Regions from separate parts of the Homo sapiens genome. Here region 2 is linked to region 1. The links are chromatin loops, found by intact Hi-C in ENCODE. Cell type or tissue: heart right ventricle. All regions are shown on one strand. Each heading gives the region's core, and the rest is flanking DNA. Links, peaks and the distances in the headings are about the cores only. Region 1 has its middle 46 kb from the start of FGF12. Region 2 overlaps FGF12 (fibroblast growth factor 12).

The links. Peaks named below come from ENCODE experiments on the same cell type or tissue, not always from the same donor. Only the 100,000 strongest peaks of a DNase experiment are listed, where the experiment ranks them.
Region 2: a loop joins it to region 1, with 2.1 times the contacts of the local background. A loop is called at or near these places in 3 of 110 quality-filtered maps.

The regions. Positions count from the first base shown.
Region 1 is chr3:192,769,508-192,778,436 of GRCh38, reverse strand. No RefSeq gene overlaps it. Among named protein-coding and RNA genes, the nearest start is that of FGF12, 46 kb to the right of the region's middle. In heart right ventricle, for the core only: a CTCF peak has its summit at 5,731 (motif pointing right); a DNase peak (open chromatin) is centred at 5,734.
Region 2 is chr3:192,651,525-192,660,453 of GRCh38, reverse strand. The region is part of intron 2 of FGF12 (fibroblast growth factor 12); the gene reads left to right. Among named protein-coding and RNA genes, the nearest start is that of FGF12, 72 kb to the left of the region's middle. In heart right ventricle, for the core only: no CTCF peak of the experiment used is centred there; no DNase peak of the experiment used is centred there; H3K27ac peaks cover 4,911 bases.

The sequences.
Region 1 (8,929 bases), core at 2,609-7,608:
CTTTTTTTTTTGAAATGGAGTCTCACTCTGTCACCAGGCTGGTGTGCAGTGGTGCCATCTCAGCTCACTGCAATCTCCACCTACTGGGTTCAAGCGATTCTCCTGCCTCAGCCTCCTGAGTAGCTGGGACTACTCAGTCCTGAGACTGCTACTACATGGTGCACACCACCACGCCCAGCTCATTTTTGTATTTTTAGTAGAGATGGGATTTCAGCATGTTGGCCAGAATGGTCTCTATGTCTTGACCTCATGATCCACCTGCCTTGGCCTCCCAAAATGCTTGGATTACAGGCGTGAGCCACCACACCCGGTCTTAATTTGCATTTTCTAATAACCAATGGTGTTTAATAGATTGTCTTACACTTACTGGATATTTTTATATCTTTGTTGGTAAATTGCCTGTTCAAGTTATTGCCCATTTTTGAAATTGTGTTATTTTGTCTTTCTTTATTAATATGTAATTGTTCTCTATATATTTCGGAAACAAGTCCTTTATCTAAAATGTATTTTAAACATCTTTCTCTGCCTATTCTTTCTATCCTCTTAATGATGTATTTGATGAACAGAAGCTTTTAAAGTCCATAAGTTCTCGGCCAGACACAGTGGCTCATGCCTGTAATCTCAGCACTTTGGGAGGCCAAGGCGGCGGATCATGAGGTCAGGAGATCAAGACCATCCTGGCTAACACAGTGAAACCCCATCTCTTCTAAAAACACAAAAAGTTAGCCAGGTGTGGTGGCAGGTGCCTGTAGTCCCAGCTACTCAGGAGGCAAGCTAGTTACTTCCTAGATCAAAAGCAAGCTAGTTACTTCCTAGATACAATGGGGGTAGGAGAATGGCGTGCATTCGGGAGGTGGAGCTTGCAGTAAGCCGAGATCGTGCCACTGCACTCCAGCCTGGGCGACAGAGCGAGACTCCATCTCAAAAAAAAAAAAAAAAGGCCACAAGTTCTCTCGTCTTTTATGATAATTGTTACTTGTGTTCTGTTAAAATTTCTTTACCTGACAAATATGTCTTGAAATTATTCTCGTTTGTTTTTTCTAAAAGCTTTATTGTTTTACCTTTTACTATTTAGATTTATAATCTATCTTAAGTTAAATTTTTATTATAATCTACCTTAAATTAAATTTTTGTATGATGTGAGGTTTGGGATTAAGGTTGTTTTTCTTTTCTATATGGATGTCCAATTGACCTAGTACAATTTATTAAAAGATCATCTTATCCTCTCTGAATTGCTGAGGTACCTTTGTTAAAAACTAAATGACCACACACAAACATACACACAAACACACACACTCATGAACACTTTATTGTGTTTTATGTTTAATGTCTCTCTGCTTATGTCAATGCCACACTTTTAATTACTGTGTCTTTAAAGTCCTGAACTCTAGGGGTGTAAGTCCTTTCTCAAGACAGTCTTGGCTATTGTAGGTTTTGTGTGTGTGTTCATATAAATTTCAGAATCAGTTTTTATCAATATTCACAGATACACAAAGCATGCCAGCACTGATTGTGATGGTGTTAAATCTATAGATTAACTTGGGGAGTGGAACATTTAATAATTTGTAGAAAAGATGCAATCAAAAGATGCAATCTTCCAATTACAATTGGGAAATTTTATCTTCCAATCTATGAACATAGTCTAGTTCTTCATTTATAAGGTCGTCTTTAATTTCTTTCAGATATATTTTATAGTTTTAAGTTAGAAATGTTGCACAAATTTTATTAGACTTAAAAGATATTAGACTTTTTAATGATACTGTTCATATATATATACATATATATACATATATACATATATATACATATATACATACATATATAAATACATATATATGTGTGTATATATATATGTATATATATATATATAAAATTTTCTTTTTGAGATGGAGTCTCACTCTGTCACCCAGGCTAGAGTGCATGGTGTGATCTCAGCTCATTGCAACCTGGGTTCAAGTGATTCTCCTGCCTCAGCCTCCCAAGTAGCTGGGATTACAGGCATGAGCCAATATGCCCAGCTAATTTTTTCATGTTTTTAAAAAAATCTAATTGTGTTAGTCCATTTTGATGCTGCTGATGAAGACATACTTGAGACAGGGAAGAAAAAGATATTTAATTGGACTTACAGTTCCACATGGCTGGAGAGGTCTCAGAATCATGGTGGGAGATGAAAGGCACTTCTTACATGGTAGTGGCAAGAGAAAATAAGGATGAAGCAAAAGTGGAAACCCATGATAAACCCATCAGATCTCATGAGACTTATTCACTATCATGAGAATAGTACAGGAAAAACTGGCCCCCATGATTCAATTACCTCCCCCTGGGTCCCTCCCCCAACATGTGAGAATTCTGGGAGACATAATTCAAGTTGAGATTTGGGTAGGGACACAGCCAAACCATATCATTCTGTTCCTGGCCCCTCCAAATATCATATCCTCACATTTCAAAACCAATCACGCCTTCCCAACAGTCCCCCAAAGTCTTAACTCATTTCAGCATTAACCCAAAAGTCCACAGTCCAAAGTGTCATCTGAGACAAGGCAAGTCCCTCCTGCCTATGAGCCTATAAAACCAAAAGCAAGCTAATTACTTCCTAGATGCAATGGGGGTACAGGTATTGGGTAAACACAACCATTCCAAATGGGAGAAATTTGCCAAAACAAAGGGGTTACAGGGCCCATGGAAGTCCAAAATCCAGCAGGGCAGTCAAATGTTAAAGCTCCAAAATGATCTCCTCTGACTCCAGGTCTCACATCCAGGTTACGCTGATGCAAAAGGTGCATTCCCATGGTCTTTGGCAGCTCCACCCCTGTGGCTCCTGGCTATTTTCATGAGCTAGTGTTGAGTGTCTGCAGCTTTTCCAGGTGCATGGTGCAAGCTGTCAGTGGGTCTACCGTTCTGGGAGTTGGAGGGTAAAGGCTTTCTTCTCACACCTCCACTAGGCAGTGCCCAAGTAGGGACTCTGTGTGGGGGCTCCAACCCCACATTTCCCTTCCACATTGCCCTAGCAGAAGTTCTCCATGAGGGCCCTGCTCCTGCAGTAAACTTTTGCCTGGGCATCCAGGCATTTCCATGCATCTTCTGAAGTCTAGGTGGACGTTCCCAAACCTCAATTTTTGACTTCTGTGCACCTGCAGGCTCAATGCAACATGGAAGTTGCCAAGGCTTGGGGCTTCCACCAACTGAAGCCACAGCCCAAGCTCCACATTGACCCCTTTCAGCCATGGCTAAAGCAGCTGGGACACAGGGCACCAAGTCCCTAGATTGCACACAAGACGGGGACCCTGGGCCCAGCCCACAAAACCACTTTTTCCTACTGGGCCTCCAGGCGTGTGATGGAAGGGGCTGCCATGAAGGTCTCTGACATGGCCTGGAGACATTTTCCCCATGGTCTTGGGGATTAACATTAGGCTCTTTGCTACTTATGAAATTTCTGCAGCCATCTTGAATTTCTCCTCAAGAAATAGGTTTTTCTTTTTTGCTCTGTTTTCCTTTTAAAACTGAATGCTTTACAGCACCTAAGTCACCTTTTGAATGATTTGCTGCTTAGAAATTTCTTCCACCAGATATCCTAAATAATCTCTCTCAAGTTCAAAGTTCCACAAATCTCTAGGGCAGGGGCAAAATGCTCCCAGTCTCTTTGCTAAAAGATAACAAGAGTCACCTCTGCTCCAGTTCCCAACAAGTTCCTCATCTCCATCTGAGACCACCTCAGCCTGGACCTTATTGTTCATATCACTATCAGCATTTTTGTTAAAGCCATTCAATAAGTCTCTAGGAGGTTCCAAACGTTCCCACATTTTCCTGTCTTCTTCTGAGCCCTCCAAACTGTTCCAATGTTGGCCCGTTACCCAGTTCCAAAGTTGCTTTCACATTTTCGGGTATATTTTCAGCAACACCCCACTTCTGGTACCAATTTACTGTATTTGGTCCATTTTCACACTCCTGATAAAGACATACCCAAGACTGGAAAGAAAAAGAGGTTTAATTGGACTTACAGTTCCACATGGCTGTGGAGGCCTCAGAATCATGGTGGCAGGTGAAAGGCACTTCTTACATGACAGCAGCAAGAGAAAATGAGCAGGAAGCAAAAGCGGAAACCCATAATAAACCATCTGATCTCATGAGACTTATTCACTGTCACGAAAATAGCACAGGAAAAACCAGCCCCCAAGATTCAATTACCTTCCCCTTGGTCCTTCCAACAACATGTGGGAATTCTGGGAGATACAATTCAAGTTGAGATTTGGGTGGAGACGCAGCCAAACCGTATCACTAATTGTCCAGTTGCCATATTCTTATCATGTTTTTAGCTAAATCTTTTCCTTTGGGCTCTTTCTAATATACTGTTTATTATGAAATGATTTTGTCTTTTCCAGTATTTTCTAGGCTCATTTCATTTTTGTTTCACAATTATCCTGTTTCTTTGCATATTTCTCTTCTGTGTTTTAAAATTCCTAATTTGAAATACTTTCTCATACCTCCAAATTCTTGTTTGATTATTTTGAATTCACACTGGAGTGTTTTGTTACAGTTTCTTTGACTTTGTGATTGCTATTTTGGTAGATCCTTTTCATTGGCTAAATATTTTGATTCTTACTTCCTATTTTATTCCTACAGTAGCTTGTATTAATGTGGCCAGACAAACTCTTTTCATTTTAAAATTTCGTGGATTTTCCTCTCCAAGATATGACAATGTTTCAATGAAGGAGATGTGTGAAGTGTTCAGATGTTCAGAATAATATTATTATTATTTCTTATTTCAAGCATGATCTCTGATGTCAGTTCAGTAAAATGTAGTTTTATTAAAAATGGTATCCTTTGGGGACAAGAGGTAATATGAGTTCTGATTTTCTAATATTCTTATTGTAGTAGAACATAACATAATCTTGGATTTTACCTATGATTTCAGAATATGTTCTTCTTCTACATATGTTTTCTTCAGTGACTGCCACTTGTTCAAAATTTAGATATCAAATTTAGGAGTAAACCTTTTCCCAGGTATGGAATTTCAAATATTATAAAAACTTATGCTATGTATTTCTCTGTAGTTTTTATTGTGAATTTCTGGTGACATATAAATGTTTCTACTCTCTATTCTATTCCTTGGTTTTTGTTCCTTCTGTAACAGTTATTAAAAGATATTTATTTAAAGCACCTAGTCCCTATAATAGTAATATAGAAAATCTTTTGCATTGTACAGTAGTTCCTTTCATTAGAGACTTTGAGAGCACTTTATAGGCATTGTCTGGTGGAGAACATTTTTAGAAAGGATAAACAATTAAAATTCTTCTATATAAATTCATTGTGCTTTCCTAGGCTAACAGGAAAAGAAAAAGAAATAAATGTCTTAGGAAGACTGAAAGACTAATCTAGTGTTTTCTCATTTATGCTTCTTGATCAAGCATTTGGAGAAATTATTTGAAAATGTTGAAGACTAACCAGAAGGGAAATGTCCAGATAGTAAGGAAGCCCAAATGGATGTTAATTTATTTCAATACCTTCTACAGAGTCTGAGAGGCTTAGAGATTAAATCCATGAGCAGAGACGGTTTCAACCCTTAACCGTCTATTATATCCTTAACCTACTATTATATCCATCGCCTACAACTGTTCCCAGAGACAAACATCATTCTGTTCTCCTAGGTTCATGTATTACTGCCTGAATGCTTCTCTGGTGAGGTTTATGATATCACCAACCGCACAATGTCTGTGTTGGCCACGGTCCTCTTGGGGGCAGCAGAGCAGCAGTTGCTGTCTACTTGGCAGTTACTGAGGAGTCAGAGAAGTCCTGGAATTGAGGGAAGCTCCAGACTGAGAGGAAGACCAGAAGACAAGAGTGGAAGTGTTAGGATCAAGAAAAGATAAAAATGTATACAGCTATGTTCTGGAGGCAGATGTGAGCTGAAAGTTAAATACAAAGAGAAAGTAATATTTGCTTTCTCATCAAATGTTTCCTCAGTCCTTAATTTGGGACAGATCCTTGAGTGTTGTAATGAGGTCTCTGCCCAGTGTAATATTGAGACATATAAACAAGTGCCATGAACTAAGTGCAATGAAGATAAGCAACAGGTGCTGTGGGAATTCCAAAACAGGGACTGTAGGAGTGGGGAGGTGACAGATGGTGGAGGTGGCAATGGGGAGGACTTCATATGTGGATGACATTCATGGCAGGTCTTAGAGAATGACTTGCCAGAGAAAGAACAGGGAGACATTAGGGTATATACTGCACGCCTTGGGAATGGTGAGCTGTTCAGCTGAGCTGTAACATAACGTCCCTGTGTGGAAGTGGGGAAGACAAGGCAGTCAACTTTGCCAACTGTGCCTCTCCCCTCTAAGAAAATATCTCTTTTAATATACTCTGAGGACAAAGTCCATAAGCCCTCTTCATCAATACTCCTTATTTCCACGGCTCTTTGGGGTTCTTCCTTAAGAGAATGAAGAATATTTTGTTTTGCAGAAAATTGAGAAGTTTTATTGTTTGGTTAAAACCAGAAATCCCCAAGGGAGATATGAAATATGAGCCCTTACTCCGCTACAACATCGCAAGATAAGGACATGGGATAGGGAGAAGGGACTTTACCGGAAAGATAAAAAATGTCAACGTATCATTTAACCTTTGCTCATCGTTCTCCTTGGGTCCTCTTCGTGAGCTCTAGGCATCTCCAGACCCTCTGGACTTAAATTCTAAAGGATCCAGAATTTTTAGGCATCTTGGCACCTTGATCCTTTCCCTTCACTCAGCCTCAATGAATCAAAAAATACCCAGAAAAGCATAAACCTTACAAATCAATTAGGGGAGCGGTAGCACATATGCTATGAAAAAATTAGTGCAGTTTATCACTGATTAGCTTGTCTAATATTTGATGTGATGTGGGGCAGGGGTAGTAACATTGTTTTATTCTTGAGTTAGGACCCCAGACTTCCAGTGCCTAAGGAAAGGACCCCAGAACCTCTTCCCAATTCAACTTGAAACATTTTTAGACTAACATTAGTGTCTGGCACAGAATAGATAGTCAATAATAATTAGATGAACCCGTTAACCAATTGATTGGACTATATGAAACCAAAGGCGTTTATGAGGATTATTATCCCTGAGTTTGCTGCTCTGGCTCTTGCCTAAACAAATTTGAGACCAATGATACTTGTGAAAGAAAGTTATAGAGATGTGCTGACAAGTCACTGTATTCCCTAAAGCAAAGTTTTCCAACCAATGTGCTATTGTACAGTCTAATGCTTGTACTTTGAGAAACTGAACAATTCTGTGCTTGGAGTGGCAAGCAGGCTCTCCTTCAAATAGGGCTCCTAAGCCACTTACCTCAGGTCATAAATAGTCTCGTCTGAGACTCCTTAGAAGGCAGCATGATTAGAGAAGAATCTGAGGGTATGTTCCATGGTACCCACAAATTTTGAAGAATGAAAACTCCCATTCTCTGCTTTGGCAGCTCTGAGGTCTTGTTCAAGGAGATGTTCCTCCACCTGGATTTCTCCCTCAGCTGCCAATTGCTGAGTGCTTCTGCCAATTTTAGACAAGAGGTATGCAATGGTGAAGACATTCATATTCCAATTGATCAAAAGGCATGGCAGAATATCCAAAGTGCAGCCAGTTAGGGTTTGTAGGAGGCTGACTGTGGGGCTCTTGTGGTAGAGTTCTCAAACCCATCAGCCCTAATATCTGATACTTTTTTGTGACTGATTTACCCTTTTACTGGAGTCTGAGCTACCTCCAGTGTGACTGCTATAACAATGCAAGTACCATTTGCAGAATATGTTCAGACAATGCAAGTTAAGGTATTATCACCGTTTTGAAATACTTAATATAAAAAATGTTTTGCATTCAAACCCACTTACAAATCTTAGGAAAATGTACTATTTCATTTGTTAATGAAAGTTAGGAAAAGTTGTTAGATTCTTTAAATGTAATTTGAACTACAAATAGTCCCTGACTTACAATGTTTCAACATGATTCTTCAACTTCATGATAGCTGTATAGGGGTACTAAGTGCATTTTTGTTATTTTTGACCTATGATGCGTTTATCAGGATGTAGCCCCATTATAAGTCGAGGGGCATCTGTATTTTAAATATTTAGATGATTATAAAAATGTGGCTTTATCACCTACTTTTGGGAATGGTTTCTCATCAGTGATGACTATCAGGAATTTCGAGAGCTCATCATTAGAAAGTCTTGTCAGGAATTTTATGTGAATCATAAAATCTGAATTAAAAATTTTATGCTCATTGACAAAACTTTAACTTTCTTATCAATTTTTTTATAATTTTTTTTATTTTGCAGAAATGGGATCTCACGATGTTGCCCAGGCTAGTGTCAAACCCCTGGCCTCAAGTGATCCTCCCAGCTGTGCCTCCCAAAGTGCTGGGATTACAGGCATGAGCCACCATGCCCAGCCACAAATTTTTGAAAATATTTTATTTAGAAATTCTATCATGTCTAATATTTAATATTTTTCCTAATGTTTTATTTTACTTATAATTATATATTAAAAAGAAAAGCAAACTTTTTTCACCAGAGGATTTATGGAGTGTCCAAAATAACCTTCTATTTTCTGTCATGCAAATATTATTGCTTACTGTAAAGTACCATGATGTGCACATTCACCACTGCACCCCAGCCTAAAAAAAAGAACATGTTCTAAGTTTTTGAGACAAGTTAGGACACTTGCCTTAAAAAAAAGAACATGTTCTAAGTTTTTGAGACAAGTTAGGACACTTGCCTTGACTTTTTTTTTTTTGGCTTCCTATAGAGCTGCCTTCAGGTCTTATGATTTACTTCTTTAACATTTGGCTTATGAAAAGATTATAAATCTGCTGCATTTTTAGTGTTATAGATATTGTTTATTTAAATATCCAAATTGCATGTGATAGGAACCGTTTTGAATGTCTCACTGTCTTGGTGGACTTAGTGTGATC
Region 2 (8,929 bases), core at 2,679-7,678, 120 kb after region 1:
TACATGTGCCGTGTTGGTGTGCTGCACCCATTAACTCATCATTTAACATGAGGTATATCTCCTAATGCTATCCCTCCCCCCTCCCCCCACCCCACAACAGGCCCTGGTGTGTGATGTTCCCCTTCTTGTGTCCGTGTGTTCTCATTGTTCAATTCCCACCTATGAGTGAGAACATGAGGTGTTTGGTTTTTTGTCCTTGCGATAGTTTGCTGAGAATGATGGTTTCCAGCTTCATCCATGTCCCTACAAAGGACATGAACTCATCCTTTTTTATGGCTGCATAGTATTCCATGGTGTATATGTGCCACATTTTCTTAATCCAGTCTATCATTGTTGGACATTTGGGTTGGTTCCAAGTCTTTGCTATTGTGAATAGTGCCACAATAAACATACGTGTGTGTGTGTCTTTATAGCAGCATGATTTATAATCCTTTGGGTATATACCCAGTAATGGATATATACCCAAAGGATTATAAATCATGAAGGATATGAACAGATATTTCTCAAGAGGAGACATTTATGCAGCCAAAAGACACATGAAAAAATGCTCGTCATCACTGGCCATCAGAGAAATGCAAATCAAAACCACAATGAGATACCATCTCACACCAGTTAGAATGGCATCATTAAAAAGTCAGGAAACAACAGGTACTGGAGAGGATGTGGAGAAATAGGAACACTTTTACACTGTTGGTGGGACTGTAAACTAGTTCAACCATTGTGGAAGTCAGTGTGGCGATTCCTCAACGATCTAGAACTAGAAATACCATTTGACCCTACTTGGAATTTCTGTACCACTGGGAATTACAGTCTTCAACTTTTTCTATAAGGGTAATCCACTAATGCTGCTTTAGGGAAAAAGCAAATGTCATGGGAGAGAGAAAATCATCCTAGATGGCTTAGTTAACCATTTCCTTATTGTATTTTCTTATTGTAATATATGTGGGAAGGGGGATGTAAGATTTCTGATTTCTGCAGGTTGGAGAGGGAGCTACACAGTGGGAGCGACTGATGGTTTCTGCTACTTTTCTAGCCCTGTATATACACATCAGCTGGGGATGAGGCCACATGCTCATCTTATACAGATGAGTACTGATTTCTCCTGGGTGCTGAAAAACTGTTGTTAGATATTATCAGTTTAGTTTTCATTGCTATAGTTCTGTCAGGTCATATTTTTTGTTTTTGTGTATTTTAATGGGATGTAGGGAGAAGAAATGCCATAAGATGTATCAACACTTTATTTTTATGATGTCACACTAATGTATTGCTACAAACTTACCCTCAGTAGTTATAATTTTCTGGGATCATTTTAGAATAGATGATGTCCATTGTTGAGCTCATGTTTTCCTATCCGTGGAAATCTAGCATCAGCAGCTGAAACCATCAGTTTTGGGATGACTTTCAAGCCTGATTTGTCCTGTCCCATGATCCACTCAAGGCACATAGGGAAGCAGCTTGGCGTCCTGGCCGGACCACTAACCCTGGAAGGCAGGGGCCATGTATGACTTACCTTTGAATCCTGTGTACTTTGCAAAGGGCCTGGCACCTGGGTTTCTAGAATATATCAAATTATGGTTTTTTGTTTGTTTGTTTGTTTTTTAGAACAAATGGAAAGCCTATAAAATTTCCAGAGAAAAACTCAGTCACCTTTTCAGGCACTCTGTCTTCAGCTTCTAATGGGATAACTATTTTGATATGTAGCAAATGAGGTTTTTTAAAAATCTTAAGTGCAGTGGTAATTTCATACTAATTATTGCACTGGACAAATAAATTATTTTCATTGAAAACCTAAGTTATGCAAAACTATGATTTAAAAGAAAAGCAGAATTTTTATTTATTCTCAAGCTAACCTATTATTTCAAAATAAGCCAAGTGCCCTGCTTTCTAGGGTAAAGCTAATGCACCCTAAAACTTTGTTTACTGGTTAGCACGCTCCAAACTCTGCGTTGCTCTGCTCTCCATGAGGATCTTCGTGCAGAGGCTGCAGCTTGCTCAGCTTCAGAAAGTCATGGCAGAAGTAATAAAACTGCTGGTAGCAGCATTTAGGTACCCAAGGGAACGTTCTCACAAGCCAGCAGCTGATCTTGAGTTGAAAGAGGCAAGTGATGAGCTACAGAAGCAATGCAGCAGTCTGATATGCCAAGTTCTGGGTACCTGACCACTGGCAGGTTCAGTATCAGCTTTCAGCCTGCTAAGGCATGGGTCCGGTTTACCACCTATTTTGTTTGTATAAAACTATATAGAAAATCTATTTCAATGTAATTTTTTAAACAGTGGACTGATTGATTATGTAGCACATTTACCATGGTTTTTCTGTGATTTTTCAAGAATCACTGATGTGTCCTATTGTATTTTTGTCCTAGTTAAACTTCACAGCGTCTCTGTCAGTGTACTGTTTTTTATCTGCAATTGCAAAGTGCTGATAAAGGTCCTTTCTGTTTTCCAAAAGAGCAATGATAGAGTGAAAAAAAAAACCCAAATAGTCTCGTGGTACTCATTGCAGAAATATAGTTTAGCCCAGAGTAAAAAAGCCTTTAAAACTTCATATTATCTTGCCACACTTATTACTTCTGAAAATTTTATTAGTGTTTTGATCTTTTGGCAATTTAAAAATGGGAGCTGCATGTTTGAAAACTAAAATTATTGTTTGGAAATGTCTAGGAAATATGGTTTTATTGATAAATTTGGGTTTAAGTGTTAGTGGACATGCATAGCTTGGTAGATACATAAGATCCCATTATACTATAGCCAAATGTAGGATTTTAAAAATTATGATTAAAATGTCTACTACCTGTATTTTAAGACCACATGAGTCCGAATCTCATAGATTTAACAAATTCAGGTAGTTGGAACTCAGTTGTAAACCAAGAAATAAAGCCAAAAGGAATTTGGTGCAGATAAAATTGATACCCAGAAGCTTGTATAGTCTCAGCTCTTCTTCCTTCTCACCTCCCTCCCCTCTCCCCCTACACTATGGGAGGTTCTTTTAGGAGCTTGTTTTACAGTTCTAATAGTTCTCTGTTTTTTTTTTTTAATAGTTCTCTCTAGTTAAAAAGAGGCAGTTCCAACTCTGCCAGAAAGGCAGACAAAGAAAAATGATAAAAATCAGACAGAAAAACTCTAAAAGCATTGGGACTATCTAGTGAAGTGACAGGAAGCCCTGAATATTTCATTTGCTCTAATACAGAACAATGTGGATATTCATCATAACCGCCCTGACATGTTAAGGGAAGATTAAATTATGTTCAATACGTTATATCAAATAAAGTTCAGAAATGTACAGTACATTTCAGGAAGCATTCTGTGCAAGAAAGTTATTGTCTTTATGAATGTAAAGGAAAAAAAAAACCTCAACTCAGCAGAGAACATAGATATCCAGAATAGCAACCATTGTATGATTACATATTAACCTTCCCATTGTTGATATGTACTGGGGACCTCTGTTGTTTATAAGTGCTGTGACCTTGGCCGTGAGACTTTATACTAATACCTATCCCTCAGTAATGTTCTGTAGATTCACCAAGATTTATCTTTGTAAAGTTTTTCACATTGTACTTGCCAATTAGTATATATTTAATAATTGTGGCTATTATGCATTTCAAGCTTCCTGTGAACAAAAAATACATTGGAAGCCAGGTCGCGTCAAGGATTACAGACCACACATTACATTTTCATGAGCCTACACTGCTAGGTGTTTTCTTGTTGGGTACTCTGAAAAATATTACATGAACTAAAAGACTGTCAACATTGGAGAGAGTATGCCATAATCTTGAAGTAGCTGGCATTGTTACTGGATATGTATGGCTTAAGTCTTTGGTTTGGAGGTGGGAGGCTGTCCTGTGCATTGCAGGATGGTTGGTTAACAGCATCCCTGGCCTCTACCCACTGGATGCCAGTAGCACCCCTCCTCCCACCCCAGTTATAACAATCAGAGATATAGGCATTGCTCAATGTCCCTGGGGGCCAGATCACCCCGGCTGAGAACCACTGCACTAGAGAAACAAATGTGTAAATATGGAGCATGAAGTTTTAAATAGTGGTCACAAGTGAATGCTGAGTGTGTTTAAATTCTCATTCCTTTTGTGCTATGAGGCTTTGACTACATGTATCTGCTTTACTATAATTCTCTCTCTGTGTGTGTGTGTGTGTGTGTGTGTGTGTGTGTGTGTGTGTCTTTTCACCTTATAATTTAGGTGTTGTTTAGTGACAGTTAAAGGATACTAAGAAAGGATTGGGATGAAACAGTGTGTTTTATCCAGTATTTTGAGAGTAAGGCTTCCCAGGTGAGCTTCCGTCACTGATTTTTTGGATGGCTGTACATTAATTAACATACATTTATTGAGTGCATACCCTTCTAAAAAGTCCTGTGCTAGGTACTGCAAGGAAAAGAATTTTTTTTTTTTTTTTTTTTTTGCCTGAACCTCCTGGATGAGGGAATTTCTTTTCTGGCATGTAACGTTTCTTTTCTCGGCCCATGTGTCTGGAGTGCTAGTTATTCTTCCCCTCCAGTCCCAAACAGCTTCTTTTCCTATGGCTTCACTGACCTTTCGCTCTAAAATCCTCATGCTTGTGTTCACCTCTTCCCATTCCCCCATCTCTATTGCATCATTATGCGGGTTTGCAAACATCATCATCTTCTTTCTGGCATGACTCAGACTCCTGATAACGTTCATTTCTGGTTGCCTTATTTAGGGAAAATCATCTTCTTCTTCTAGGCCATATTAGCATGGGACACTCGTCCATCTATTACTCAGTAGCTCTTTAATTTCAAAATATAGTCCTAATCAAAATTTTCTAGCTCTTTATTTTACTTATATTTTGGGGGACTCATCAGTTATGATTAAATGGGTCAACTAGTAACAGAAATCTAAGTAATACTTGTAAACTAAATAGAATTAATTTTCCCTTGATGTAGAAGTCAAGAGGCTGGTATGGTGATGTTGTGATTTCATCAGCCTCTCAGTTTTTCTCAATCCTTCTATTCTGCGTTCCTATTCTGTAGCTTCCATCCTCAAGGTCAAGTCATGGTCTAAAGATGTCTGTCTGTCTATTGCAGCTCCAACCATCACATCTGAGTTTTAGAAATAGAGATGTAGAAAAAAAGAAAGGCCTGTCAATGGAATGCTTTCTGCTTCTCTGAAGTCCCTCTTAAAATTGTTTAAATTTTAACACCTATCTACAAGGGTGGCTAGGATATGTAGCTGGGCACATTGTTGCTATCAACAATACAGAGATTGTGTTAATAAGGAGGAAGTGAGAATAGATATTGGCCAGGCAGCAGATGTCTCTGCACACAGAGAATTTTGAGTGGAATTTATGTCATCGATGTTTTATACACCATATACAAAATAGGACTTTAAGAAGATGTTTCATAATCTATACAGCAAAATTTACTATATTAATATTGAGTTATTACTCCTAAAATTTGTTCCTTGTGCTCAAATACAGAATTGGAAGGATTCTTTATCATTGCTCCAAGGAATGAGGGGGAAAACTGTCACATTCCTCTGAAAAGTAAAAAATGTGGTCCATCAATCTAGTTGACTATTTTTTTTTTCACACTGATCTGTCAGAAGTGGCTGATTAGCTGTGGGTTTCTATACATAGCTAGCATTTATCAGAGAAATATCATGAGGACACTCTTTCTGTTGAATATACGAAAACCATAACCAGTTTCTACATGTAAGGGAAGGAGTGGTACACAGGTCTGTCAAACTGTGATGCAGGGTGGTGTGGGGAAAGGAACGGACTACGTTCAAGAAGCCTCTCTTCTGCTTCACGTTGAACATTTCTGACTCTGTCACTTTTCCTCAATCACTGTAAGCCTCTGCTTTTCATCTATAAAATGGGACTAATCCTTAACTCGGCTATCATTTGTTGTGTCCCTTCTTAAAGATACATTGAATGCCCATCTGTGGCAAGATACCAGAGTAGGACAGAGCTATTGTTATGCTTAAATAAAATATCTTGTAGAAAATCATATGTAAATTCAAAGTGCTATTGGGTTGCTGATATGGAGATTATTTATTTTTTTTATCATTTAGATCCAGATCAGATTTTAGCCATTCTTGGCAACAGATAAACTCTATTTCTCAAAAATTTCTAGTAGCAATCAATTATCTCAAAAAAATTCTGCTGTCCTGTGTGACACTGCAACTATGTATTACCCATTAATGCTAATTAGGAAGGACCTGGGAAGCACAGCCAGATAACCTATAGTTTATTCCCAGCCCTCCTACTTGGCCTCCAAACTTCCACAAAACACTAGCTTCCTTTGTGCCTACTTCCAAGCCTAAAATTCTTAAGTAACTTTATTATTTATTTGTTTATACAGTGGCAAAATCCTGAAATCCTTCACATACTTGTTAGGCAACATTAAATATTTGTGAAGTCTGAGTGGCACACTCACCTTAAGAAGCTTCAAATGAGGCCAGGTGCTGTGGCTCATGCCTGTAATCCCAGCATTTTGGGAGGCCAAGGCAGGTAGATCAACTGAGGTCAGGAGTTCTAGACCAGCCAGACCAACATGGTGAAACCCCGTCTCTACTGAAAAATAAACCCATACACAAAAATTAGCCATGCATGGTGGCTTGCACCTGTAATCCCAGCTACTCAGGAGGCTGAGGCAGGAGAATCACTTGAACTGGGGAGGCGGAGGTTGCAGTGAGCTGAGATAGCGCCACTGCACTCCAGCCTGGGCGATAGAGCATGATTCCGTCTCAAAAAAAAAAAAGCCTCAAATGAGGAATATATATTGAAAGAGTTTTATTTATTTATTTTGGTTTAATGAAAATTTGATCTGTTGTATTTTTAATTAGAAATTATTTGCTTCAAGGTTTTTATACAGGACATACAGGAACTAATTTGGATATTTTTAATATTATAGATCTGTACTGCGTTCTCAGAAGGCTACAAAACTCTGTAAGAGAAAAATAATTATTTGGCCTGCATTGTTTAAAAGGAGATCATATCTAGTTGAGGAAAACTGGTGGCGTTGGAGCATGGCTTTGACAGATTTTGATGGGCACAGAAAGCGAGGCTGGCTGAGCATTCCAGGAAGAAACCAAAATGTAGGGACCAGAGAAACTCCTGGGGATGATTTGGGAAAAGTGAGATTTTTTGATTATTCTAAAGAAATGGACTGAATGCCTCAAAAACAAGAGCTATGACTTATTTCTCGTCACCACTCCTAGCCTAGTTACAGTGATGACATAAAGAGAGCTTGGTGATCATTTATCAAACTGAATTACAACCAGTTTTAAGCCAAACCCAAAGACTGCAGAGAAATGGATATGCCCACCGTCTCTTCTGTAACTGTCATGCTTAAATATGACATAGGTGTTCCCTAAAGAGCATTTCACAATTTCTATTAGTGCACCATTCGAAATATGATGTTACAGAAGGCTAACAGTAAGTTCTGTGTCACAACAGAAGTTTATTCCAAGGAGAGTAGGGCCACAGATGGCATCTACTCAAATTAACAATGGGTGCTTAAGTCTCCCTTTCAGTAGCCCTAAAAAGTGATGACTCACCACCTCAGCATAAATTCCTAGTTTATTCCCAAACAGTCCATCTTGCAAGCTTCTCTTACATGAGCATACAAAGTTAGCCTGTAGATTTCAGGAGTGTGTTGGTAATTCTGGGTTAGAACTGACGTTTTTTGGTATAAGGATATTCAAATGGGCGGAAGTCCTTCAAAGCAGTGATTCTCAAATTTGAGTGAACATCACAGTCTCCTGGAGTACTTGCTAAAACACAGACTTCTGGGCCCTACCCTCAGAGTTTATGATTTGGTAAATTTGTGACACTAGCCTGAGAATTTGTATTTCTCACAAGTTACCAGATAATACCAAGGCTGTTGATTTGGGCACCACACTTTGAGAACCGTTCTTAAGGATATTCCGAAGCCAAGAGCAAGTAAACATCCTCTGTGGCAAAGCTTGGAGAATGAAAAACATAGAGAGGATATTTTACTTTGCTGCCTCAGGGCTGGTCTGGCTTTCTCTGAACAAAACGATGCCCACTCAGTCTTTCTCCTGCCATACAGGCCAAAAGAACTACCTTCCTGGGTGAGCTTTGCACTCTCATCCATCCGGGCTGTCATTCCTGCTCTTCTTTCCATGTTGGCACGCCTTCCCTTGCTATGCTCCCTATTGAAATACTCCTCCCTCTTCAAGGCCTAGCTAAATGCCAGAGGCTGTCTCTGATTCTCATGAACATGATGAATTGTTCAATGGGTTCCCATAGTTCCTTGCTTATATCTTTATGTCCCACTTGTAACATGTGCCCATGGCATACAATTCGTTTTATCCACTTTAATCTCTCCTGGAAGTGTAAGATCTAGAAGTCCAGAAGGGCAGGGATCGTGTGAGGTTTGATATTCCCTGGCATCTAGCAGAGTGTCTGGCATAGAGTAGGTGCCTGGCAAATAGTTTTTGAATAAATAAATGAGCCTTCCAATCTCTTCTCTTCTCACTTAGCCACATCCTCTGCATGAATAATATGACTGGAGGGAGGGGTTGCATTGATAACAGAATGAAGCTGAATTGAATCTAGAGACTGACAATTGAAGCTTAGCTCTACATTTATTAGTTGCTGGACCTCACGCAGTACACTGAACCTCTCTGTCCCATCCTCTGTCTAAATCAAAGGGTCCTAACTCTCAGCGGTGTTTCAAAGATTAAACAAGGCATTACACATGAGTGTTTTGGAAAACTGTAAATCCTATATAAATATGAATATGTTAGTTGCTTAATATTTCCATGTATAACAAAAGTATGTACATCTTCTACAATGACCCAAAGTGACAGTGGTTTCAATATATTTTCTATAATGAACTAGAATAAATGCTTTATTTGTCCACCCATTTTAAATGTGTTGCATATAAGAAAAGCATCTTATTTTTGTTTTTAATTTGTTTTATTTTTTA